2 separate regions of the Homo sapiens genome follow, and region 2 is linked to region 1. Evidence: chromatin loops called from intact Hi-C (ENCODE). Cell type or tissue: Caco-2. All regions are shown on one strand. Each heading gives the region's core, and the rest is flanking DNA. Links, peaks and the distances in the headings are about the cores only. Region 1 has its middle 160 kb from the start of SMARCA1. Region 2 has its middle 81 kb from the start of SMARCA1.

Evidence for each region. A loop is a pair of places that touch in the nucleus more often than their neighbours do. Peaks named below come from ENCODE experiments on the same cell type or tissue, not always from the same donor. Only the 100,000 strongest peaks of a DNase experiment are listed, where the experiment ranks them.
Region 2: it touches region 1 in a loop (7-fold over the local background); 1 of 110 quality-filtered maps calls a loop at or near these places.

The regions. Positions count from the first base shown.
Region 1 is chrX:129,360,041-129,365,422 of GRCh38, reverse strand. No RefSeq gene overlaps it. Among named protein-coding and RNA genes, the nearest start is that of SMARCA1, 160 kb to the left of the region's middle. In Caco-2, for the core only: a CTCF peak has its summit at 5,035 (motif pointing right); a DNase peak (open chromatin) is centred at 5,062.
Region 2 is chrX:129,439,764-129,445,145 of GRCh38, reverse strand. No RefSeq gene overlaps it. Among named protein-coding and RNA genes, the nearest start is that of SMARCA1, 81 kb to the left of the region's middle. In Caco-2, for the core only: no CTCF peak of the experiment used is centred there; a DNase peak (open chromatin) is centred at 1,905.

The sequences.
Region 1 (5,382 bases), core at 200-5,199:
GTGTGTGCAAGTATCTTTTTCAAATAATGACTTCTTGTCCTCTAGGATACCCAGTAGTGGGATTTCTGGATCAAATGGTAGTTCTATTTTTAGTTCTTTAAGGAATCTCCACACTGTTTTCCATAGTGGCTGTACTAGTTTACATTCCCACCAACAAGCGTTCCCTGTTCACCGCATCCACGCCAACATCTGCTGTTTTTTGATTATGGCCATTCTTGCAGGAGTAAGGTGGTATCACATTGTGGTTTTGATTTGCGTTTCCTTGATCATTAGTGATGTTGAGCATTTTTCATATGTTTGTTGGCCATTTGTGTATCTTCTTTTGAGAATTGTCTATTCATGTCCTTAGCCCACTTTCGATGGGATTGTTTGTTTTTTATCTTACTGATTTGTTTGAGTTCGTTGTAGATTCTGGATATTAGTCCTTTGTCAGATGTATAGATTGTGAAGATTGTCTCCCATTCTGTGGGTTGTCTGTTTACTCTGCTGATTGTTCCTTTTGCCGTGCAAAAGCCCTTTAGTTTAATTAGGTCCCAGCTATTTATCTTTGTTTTTATTGCATTTGCTTTTGGAGAACCCCAATTCTTTAGCTGGCCACATGGTCATCAGGAATAAGGACTACATTTCCCAGCCACTCTTGCAGTTAGGTGTGACCATGTGACTAAGTTCTGGACAATGAATTGTAAGCAGAAGTGGTGTGTGCAACTTCTAAGAAGTGTTCTTAAAGGGAGGCAGCATGTCTCTCTCATTTCATGATGAACAGGATCATCATGGCTAAAGCCTCAGCCCCACAAGATGGAGGAATAAAATAGAAGTCCAGGTCTCTGACACAGTGGGGTATCACAGCAATCCTACTGGAACATGAGGGGAAACAAAGCCCCTGTGTTGTTTAAGGAATTATTATTTCCATTTTATGTTTCTTTTCAGGCAAAACTAATCTTAACCAGAAATTACCTGATAAAATTAATTTTTGTCCGAAAAAACTATTCCTGTCACACTTGAGGATTAAGTGTGATAATAAACAATTATCACACTGTTTCAACATAGAGCACTTGCACAATACATATCTAATCTTAATAGGAACTCACCTTGGTAGTAGAGGGAGTTTGGGTCCATCAACTTGGTGCAGGAATAATACTAGGTTGTGTAGAGAGGGACCCCAAGTGTATTGTGATATGTTGACACTCATATAGGCTTCTGACATACTCCTTTGGGACAAATATCAGAGTCTAAGGGAAAGGGACTCCCATGTATCTGAAATGTACCAGCACATTCTGGTTTAGTATTCTGTATGAGACTAAGAGCAGCAATACAGAAGAGGCCTTCTGCTGCAGTGGTGGCGATGGCACTAGCCGCATCATGAAGGTGGAGTGTTATGACAGGAAACAGCAGTAGAGTCTTTGGGTAGTGACAATGGGCTAGGCTCCAGAGAGTGTGGTCAGGACCGGGCATGCAGGAATTATGTGGAAATAAGGCCTAAGACAGAAGTTGCAAGACACCCCAATGATCCTTCCTCACCTATCCTCCACCATAGCCAACTAGAGCCAGAAGGAGGGATTTGGATGGGGCTAAAGTTCCTCCAATTCTGCAAGTGGAAACTGAGCCACAGGACTGTTTCGTTACTGTTTCTTTGTGTATGATTGTATTCTGCCCTAGCCAGGTGGTCTGGGCAATACCTGCTGCTCATAAATCCATGAGTGATAAACTGAAAATAAACCATGGAAAGTTGGAATATTTCTGTGGATCTGTAACCTCTGAAGTTAAGGGCATGAAAAATAATTGCCACACCCCTACAGCCTGCTACAGAGGCATCTGTCCTCCACAGTGGAATTCTGACGTAACTGATTTACTGAAGAATATTAAGTTATTTGGGGCATTAACTTGTAAAGGTTTTATGTTTTCCAAACGTTGATTCCAACTTTGCTTTGTTGAATTCCCTTTTCAAAATTCATAACCTTCTGGTCCTTTTCAGTTATCAAAATTTAGTCCATTACAAAATCCCAATGTCTTATCAGATTCGAAGATTGCTCCATACCATGTTGCTTTCTAGATAGGTGGGTAGGAGTATTAGGTGTAGATGCAGGGGTATGACATTCTCTATTCTTCTTCCCCCTCCTTCTTGTAAGTTAGCTCCTCTGGCGTTACTTTCTAGCCAGTCTGTTAGGGGTAGGGAGATTGCTCCTGGCCTCACTCTGGTTAGATTTGTTTCCAGCTCTTGCTGGTAGCTTCTGCTGTTGGGCTACCCTCTGTGTACATAGGTGGCTTATGTGGCTGTCACAGGAGTGGTGGCTAGCTTCATTTGCAGTGTTCACTGTTACTGAGGACACTGTCAAAGAGGAGCAGCCTGGTTTCTCTCAGTCATTCCCAAAATTCCAAATGTCCAATCCCTTCACTAGATGGGTTGCCATGACTATCAGCCCTCAAGCTGCCTGGGTAGCATGAAGGCTTTTACTCTTCTAGTCTGTGCTCCTGTATGTGGAGTCAGAACTGCTATGATCCTTTTCTGTGACTTTTAAGGGCAGTAGGGATCAGGAGTTCAGTTTTATCCTGTTCTTCTCTAGGTTACATTATACTATACATTTACATTATACTATAGCCCTTTCATGCCCTGCTGGAATGGTCTACTACAGCAAGTATCCTGCCTTCAGAAATCTCCAGGTGAGAAGCAGGCCCAGCCTCAATATTTACACATACTCACCTGCCTTTACAGAACATATATCATTCTCTCTTATCTCTTTGTTCCACTCAAAGGTATCTTTGAGTAAATCTTCAGGGTCTCCAGGGTCATGAGTATACTGCTAGGGAGCAAGATGCCAGTCTCCTTTTCTAACAGGCTCTCCCAAATCTACGAGAGATTATCTTGAGGCTCACCCCTACCTCATTTGGCTTTGGTGTTGGAGAGGAAAACCTCTTCTTCTTTTGCAACAGGCTGAAAACTCCAATAGCTTCTTCCCCTCCTCCAGGTCTCAGGGGAGTAGACTGGACGTGGAGAGTGGTAGAGGATAGATGAAGACAGTATGTCCAGTAAGCCTTGTGGAAAATATCTGGTCCCATTTATTGGTGGCTCTCTTTAGAATATGAGAGTCTAGGCTACAAGACACTTCAAGTCTGGAGTTCAAATCTTAGCTCTTCCACTTAGAAACTATGTGTCAGCTCACAGAGTGCCTGAGTTCAAATCCTCGCTCTTCCACTTATAAACTGTATGTCACTGGGCAACTCACTTATATTTTTGGGCCTCAGTTTTCTCATCTCTAAGATGGAGATAATAGTAGTAACTATATCATAGAGTTATTGTGAAGATTAATTGGATTAAGGGTTGTAAAATGTTTAATACAAAGCCTGGTACATAATAAATGCCATGCAAGTGTTCATTGTTTATTATCTTTCTTACTTTTTTTTTGTCTTCAGCTTTGGACCATTGTCACCAATTTTGCAGTAATAGAAGTCCCCTTCCGCATTCTGTTATGTTTGATGGATGAATCATGAAACCAGCCTAAGAGAAAGGAAAGACATTTGGAATCGCTTATGGTAACAGTTCTAGTTACTATAAGCTGAGCAAAGCAAAGCTGGAGTTGAGCAAAGAAACAAACACACTGTACCTACTTGAATGTCTCATTAAATATGTTGGGAAAGTAAACCTGGGTGGGTCATTGGTTCATCCATCCCTACTTAGTAAATCAAACGGACTCTCCTTCTGGTAGAGGAGACGCTGTGTCAGAGGAATGTGCTCATTCAAATCAGGAGCCAACACATTCTTAGTAAATGTTCCACATGCAATAAAGTGAATTACTGTGCTGCGTAAGCTCTGGAAGGATTTTTCTAACTTTCCACTGGATAGAAAAGCTTGTTTTATTAATATATTGAATAACAGCATTGTGTAAACAACTCATACTTTTTAGATTTACTCCTGTTAAAGAATGCCATAGTTAAGTGCTTGGAATTGACACTTGAAAATGAAATACTGCTGCAAGTAATGGGGAAATTGTAGATGTATTTTATACCTCTCCTTTCCAAATCAAAAGGTCTCATAAATACAGTCTCTAAAAGTGTCAGTGGGGGGAGTTAACCTAACTGTACAAGCAATAAGCCTGACCTTTCAGTGTAATTTATTTTCGATTTGCTCAATCCTTTTTTATTAAAACTAGCACATCTGAAGCAGAATTAAATCCTATTATAACAGGTGTGTGATCATATCAGGTTCTCCCTGCCACCAGCCCACTTTATTAAAAGTTACTTTGTTTCAAGGAGGATAACCTGATCAGGGCAGTGGGATACCTTTGGAAGGATAGGGCAGCAGGGGAAGGATGGTTTTATTTTCCTGTGAACAACTGCTTTTACCAGTGAAATCAAAGAATATCTATGAGCATATTTCATGTTTGAAAAGCCATGGTAGGACATAATAGCTCCTCTGTGTTTATAAAAGTTATTTCTCTCTGGGGTTATTTAGACCCAGGGACAAAGAGGGTCATCAAGTTGTTCTGTATCATAATCCATACATTACTAGCCTGTAATCATTTTCATGGGTAGCATTCTTAGTCTAGTGACCATTAGGAGAGTACAAACACCTTTGAAATACTAGTGAGATACAGATCCACTTGGTAGAAACTTGCTTTCAGTTTTCGGCCTATCTCATGGAACCTAATTCTACTAGGTCCTTGAAGAAGATTTAGAATTTTAAAAATCACCCCATTTACTAGTGGTTTAACCTGCTTCCTCTTGGTTTAATCTTTTGGTTTCTATCTCCTTTGCTCTGCCTGGTTATCTCATTATCCAGTTCAATTTCTATCTCCTCTGGGATCCTGAATCATCCCTGCCCACAGTGACCTCTTTCCTCTTCCCAAATCTGACCACTTATAGTTCATATACATCAACTGAGCACTGACCTGAATGAATTTGTCGTAACTCCTCTGTCAAACTGAGAACTAGAGGGCAGAAAGTCAAGCCAGTCTAATTTCCAGACCTTTGTAGTGAATTGGAGGACATACTGGGCCTGGTCGAAATAAAATATATGACCACAAGGTGGCAGTGGCACACAACAAGTTTTATTTAGGTGCCACTTCGACAGGTTTGCAGGGTTAGGCAAAAGTCCCTCACAGTATGAGACCTTCCAAAGGCCATGGTGCAGCGGCCACCACCCAGAAAGGGAGAGACTTTAACCTTAGCTATAGAAACATGGTGACTGGTGCATGTCTACTGTCGATTGGTTGACATTCTGGGGCATGAGCCTATCACTTATGGGTTAGCTTTCAGAAGCATAATTACTAGTACAAAGTGTCACTGACTGAAGAATGTATTGAAAACTGGCAGAGGAGATTACTTGTTGCTATAGCAATAAAATAAAATAAAATAAAATAGATATTTTCTTAGGAGAGTAAGAGTTTT
Region 2 (5,382 bases), core at 1-5,000, 80 kb before region 1:
TACTGATAACCCCAAGTTCTGTGCAGTAGAAAACAGCCTAATGAGGGTCTGGACTCTGATCAGTCAATTCAGCCTTTCTTTTCCTAGGGAGCAGAGAAGATGGCAGGTGGGAGTGGGCACAGTTACGGTCTTTGAACCCCAGCATGGACATTTAACAATCTCTACTTCTCATTCTTTCTCTGGTAATCCAAAGGGTTCAGTAGCTGAGCTAATATGTGATTCTCTACCTTAGGGGAGAAAATCTGCAGGTAAGTTCTTGTAGCCTTTTCATGGAGTCATTTCCCTGTTCCATATCATGGCTGTTATGAGTCTTTCTTGGACCAAAGTGATGTGAAATTCAGCTCCCCAAGGCCTTCAATGGATGCTTCTGATGTCATCCTTAGAAACTTGTGAAATAGTTTTATTCAGGACTTAACTTAAAGACCACACTATATATTTAGTGAAAAATTCACCTATTCTACTTCTCATCTTAAAGTATGTATAGCTACACTGTTGAACCTAGCCTACCAAACAGACCCATACAGTGAATACCAGATGATAGCTTAGTCCAAATAATAGCATCTTGGAAGTACAAAAATGCCTCAAGTCTGAATATGAAACCCCTCTTATTGTTAAATTTCTACAGAGAAATTAAACTCCCATTGAAAATGTAAAAATCCCAAGAAGGAAATACCATTTCAAACAAGTGGTCTAGACATGGCTGCTATGTTGGGGAGAGAAACCTGGATTGTCAGTTTACTGTATCAGCTCCGTGGAGGCCAGAGGAAGCAGAAGAGAGTGCTATATATGTGAATGCAGTCTTATAAAGCATAATGACTCTGCCCACCAGCAAAAATGGTCCAGTGGATTACATTGGAATCTGACCCAACCTGATTCCTTGTTTGGAAAATGTACAAGGAGGAAAGTGAGCAGAGAAACAGAGACCCTGAGTGGCTTCCTTCACTCAAGGCCTCTATCTGTAAAAGATAAGGGGTGAATGGGATTTCCCAACAACCCTAGATCTTCCACAGAGGTCCTTGTAAAGCTCTGTCTTGATTCATTGGCTAATCAGGCTCTAATTTCCTTAGAATCAAAAGAAGGCAGGTGGTGAGCTCAGTAATCTCTTGTTTTCATCGTAGCCGTTGGTATGGCTTTATTGTATAGTTCTATCTTTTTCTCTGGCTACCTGGCCTACAGGTGTTATGCTATACTTGGATACTTTTCAGATTACACAGTTTTCTCGTGAAATATGTTTCCAAATTTGGTTCTTCGTCTAAGACTCCCAGTTAAGAGAAGTTTTTGAACTAAAATATTTGCAGCTATCTTAGTTGCTGGCTGTTTGGTTTGAAAAGCCTCTACCTAACTGGTGAATCTATCTACTGTCATCAAAATAAAATGCTGTTATTTCCTAATTATTGGCAAAGGTCCCCTCTGTGGTCTATTGTTCCCCCTCTATGGTGCAGTAGCCAGTGCAGCTAAGAGTCCCAGGTCAGCTTCAAGGCCACCACGTCTTTCTCTCCAGGTGTTCTTACCAATTCCTGAAATCCTCAAGTTGTTACCAAATTTCAGACTTCTCTGAGTATTCCATCTCATGTTTCCTTCATCTTCCTAAGCCATCCTGCCTAATAGACAAGGAGTAATATTTTTCTGTGGTTGAAATACACATAGCTTATACTATCCTGTCACCTATCCCTCAGCCTTATTATTTCTGTGTGCTCCAACTGATTTTTGCCTGCCACTATCTCTTTCTGAAGGCTTTTTCAGAGACTTAGAAGGCTTCTCTACCCTCCACATGGTAGGCTGGAAGAGCTAGGGATTAACGCATCTGGAAGTGGCTCTGAATAAAAAAACTGATGGGAGTTGGTGTATGAATGCCCCAACTCTCTTACCTCTTGAGCAAGGTAACTAAGGTATGTGATTTATGGTTCCCCAGAGTTTACCCACCGGATTAAGCTCCAGCCACCCACAGTAGTGGCTGTCTTGATAACACACTCTATTAACTGCTTTTTTTCCCCTGTATCACTTCCCTACTCCCCTGTAGGTATTTCCTTAGGTCAGCTCCTGAATAAACTACTTGCATTAGAATCTTCGTATCAGCATTTGCTTCTGAGGGAACTCAAATTAAGATACTCACCTTGTGTGCATAGCTCTTCTTACCCCTTAGTAATTCATTTAGAAAGCGTAGGGTGTTTAATAAGAGTAATGACTGGATAGCATATTATTAATCTGTTCTTATAAATTCTATTCCCTCCGTGAACAGTTAGGGGGTGGTGTGACTGAATCAGGGTATTTTGCACTGGGAACCCCTAGCTCTTCTAGGCTACCTTACAGAGGCTAGAGAAGCCTTCCAGACCTCTGGAAGCTAAATAACAAAATAAATTTTCTTGTATCACCAATAGCTATGGTATTGGGTGTTATTATTATTATTATTATTATTTGAGACAGAGTCTCTCTCCGTCGCCCAGGCTGGAGTGCAGTGGCGCCATCTCGGCTAACTGCAAGCTCCGCCTCCCGGGTTCACGCCATTCTCCTGCCTCAGCCTCCCGAGTAACTGGGACTACAGGCGCCCGCCACCACGCCCGGCTAATTTTTTGTATTTTTAGTAGAGACGGGGTTTCACCGTGTTAGCCAGGATTGGTCTCGATCTCCTGACCTCGTGATCTGCCCTCCTCGGCCTCCCAAAGTTCTGGGATTACAGGCGTGAGCCACCACGCCCGGCCAGTATTGGGTAGTATTATTAGGCAGAGGTTCCAAGGTTCTCAAGTGTTTGGTAAGGCCAAAGCTGGTGCCCAAGCTATTGTCTTTTTAAGTGTTCTCCATGCTAGCTGGTATCCCTTCCCTGTACCAGTGTTTCATTTAGATAATTGGACCAAGCATCGGCCTTTCTTACTGTAATGCAACCATTACAAAAGCTTGTTGATACCAGGCTCTTTTCATTTGTTGGCCTAGTGACTTTATCGTTTGTCCCTTTCCTGATACATTGCTCTCCTGCTAAGGAAACTTTCATCTAGGCCACTGTAGTCAGATCCAAGCTGTATCTTTCCGTTGACTTTCTTCCCTGTCTGTATTGCCCCCAAGATATGCTTGGTTAATTTCTGATCTTTCTGTGATATAGATACTAGAATTCATCAATATATTGGATTACCAAATTATGTGGGCTGTCTTCAAGAGTCTCCATATATCTATGGGAGGTTGATGGTGAGCACTATTCATCTCCCAACTGTCTACCTCTCATCATGAATAGTTTTGAATTAACATATCTCCTTCAGTGGTGGAGCTCAAAGCCTATTTGCTAATCCAAGATAAAAAAGATCTTTGCATAAGGTCTCACCTTTGCTAGAATATTTATTATGTGACCATCATCATCATCATTTAGGATTGATACCTTATTCAGCCCTCTCCTGAAATCAACTGTAAGTTTCCAAATGCCATTTGTTTTTGTACTGGCATTTAGTTTTGTACTGGCAATAAGATCACTGCTGAAATATGATAACTTACCCCTTTCTACTAAGATTGTCGTGGTATTTCATCTACTGTTTCCTAATGTATGTTAGCTACACTGTTTACAGTTAGGTAGATGGTTTCCCTTGCCTTCATGAGAAATGATTGCAATTGGGTCTGAGATCTGGGTGCTGTATCTATGTAGGTATATCCTTTTCTCCTTTCATATATGTCTATCCTGGTTTCTAAGATCTCAAGCTTTCTCCCTTTCCTAGTTTTGTTTATTGAGACACGGTCTCATTCTGTCCCTGAGACTGGAGTGCAGTTTTGCAATTATGGCTCACTGCAGCCTTGACTTCCCTGGCTTAGGGGATTCTCCCACCTCAGCCTCCCGAGTAGCTGGGACTACAGGTGTGCACTGCCACGACGGGCTAATTTTTTGTATTTTTTGTAGAGGCAGGGTTTCGCCATGCTGCCCAGGTGGGTCTCGAACTCCTGGGTTCAAACGATCCTCCCGCCTTGGTCCTCCAAAAGTGATGGGATTACGGGTGTGAGGCGCCGCACCCGGCCTCTTTTCCTAATTCTTTCCTAGCTTGCTTGCCACCACTTCCAAAGCAATAACTATCTCCCGGGCAAGAGTTTTTAGTTCATTTAAAGTACCCTGTAATCTAACCTATCCTATCCTGTAGTCTAACCTATCCTATAATGTAACCTAACCTAACCAAGGGCCTTTATTTCCAGGCCGACCCAATTCTCAAAGCCACGACATTCTGGATATAGTTATTATTTAATGCCCTACAGCATTCTGGATATGGTTATTATTTAATGCCTTTTTGACCTTTGATCTTTTTTCTTTCATTAACTTTTACTCTTCACCTCAGTCCAAGAATAAGCTACTGTGTCCATGTAGTGAAGGTCTTAATCTCTTTTTATGAGTGAACTCTACCTTCCTTCAGTGATTGCACCCACACTCTGAGGTCTCTGAAGTCCACAGCCATAATTAGACTCTTGGCTGATATTTATTGAAGATTCCTGATCAGGAAAGCAACTGCAAGGTGTGTCTTGTCTTTTGATTAGGACTTGCAAATCACTAAGGGTTATTTTTTTTTAACTCTATCTTTTCTCCACAAATTCTTATATTAGCGTTTATGCAGTGTCCAAATCAGAGTCAACATGAGAACATATGGTAGGGAAGGGACTCAGAAAACTTTACAGGAGGCCATGACACCTCAGAATTTTATGTGACCATCATTCTCTATCTCCGGATACAAGTTAAAACAAAGTCCAGAGGAACAGAATCTAGGTCTGTCATCTAAGTTGGGTGTATGAGTATTTGGATCTAATGATCCATTAGGCCAAAAATGTTACACACTAGAATTCTGTTTATTTCAGGGAGACCTAGCTGCAGAACCTTGTGGCTCCTGCAGTTTGAAGTCATGGACAAGGTTATCCCAGCTCCTAAAATGAATGTTTACACCAATACCAGCACCTGCCTGTTACACATGGGAGAGTATATACTGGCCCTACAGCAGCAGTGCTTCAAGTTTGAGGACTAAACCTCAATCTCTTTTGTGGGACTTTATTCCCCAAATGTCCCTGGGGAAGACAGTTGCCCTGTTTTCTGAGATCATGTCAGTGTCAGGGACAGAGGTGAGATCCAGGCACCATTAAGGGATGAGTTATGGTAGTGATTGGCCAGGTGACTTGGGAATATTTAAATTCTGCCTTGGCCCTGTCACCCTGGTATGTTCCACAAGAGACGCATGTGACTAAAGAGTGGCAAAGGAAGCAAAATAACATTGGGGGCATTAGCCCCCAGACTCTATTTCAGCACTGTACTAAGCTGACCACAAGGAAGCTTAGAGTAGAGACAGTGTGGAACTCAGAACCAAAACAGGATGAATAGCTTAACATTTCTCTTAAGCCAAAGTCAAATTTCCAAATTTACCATTCAAATGAGAA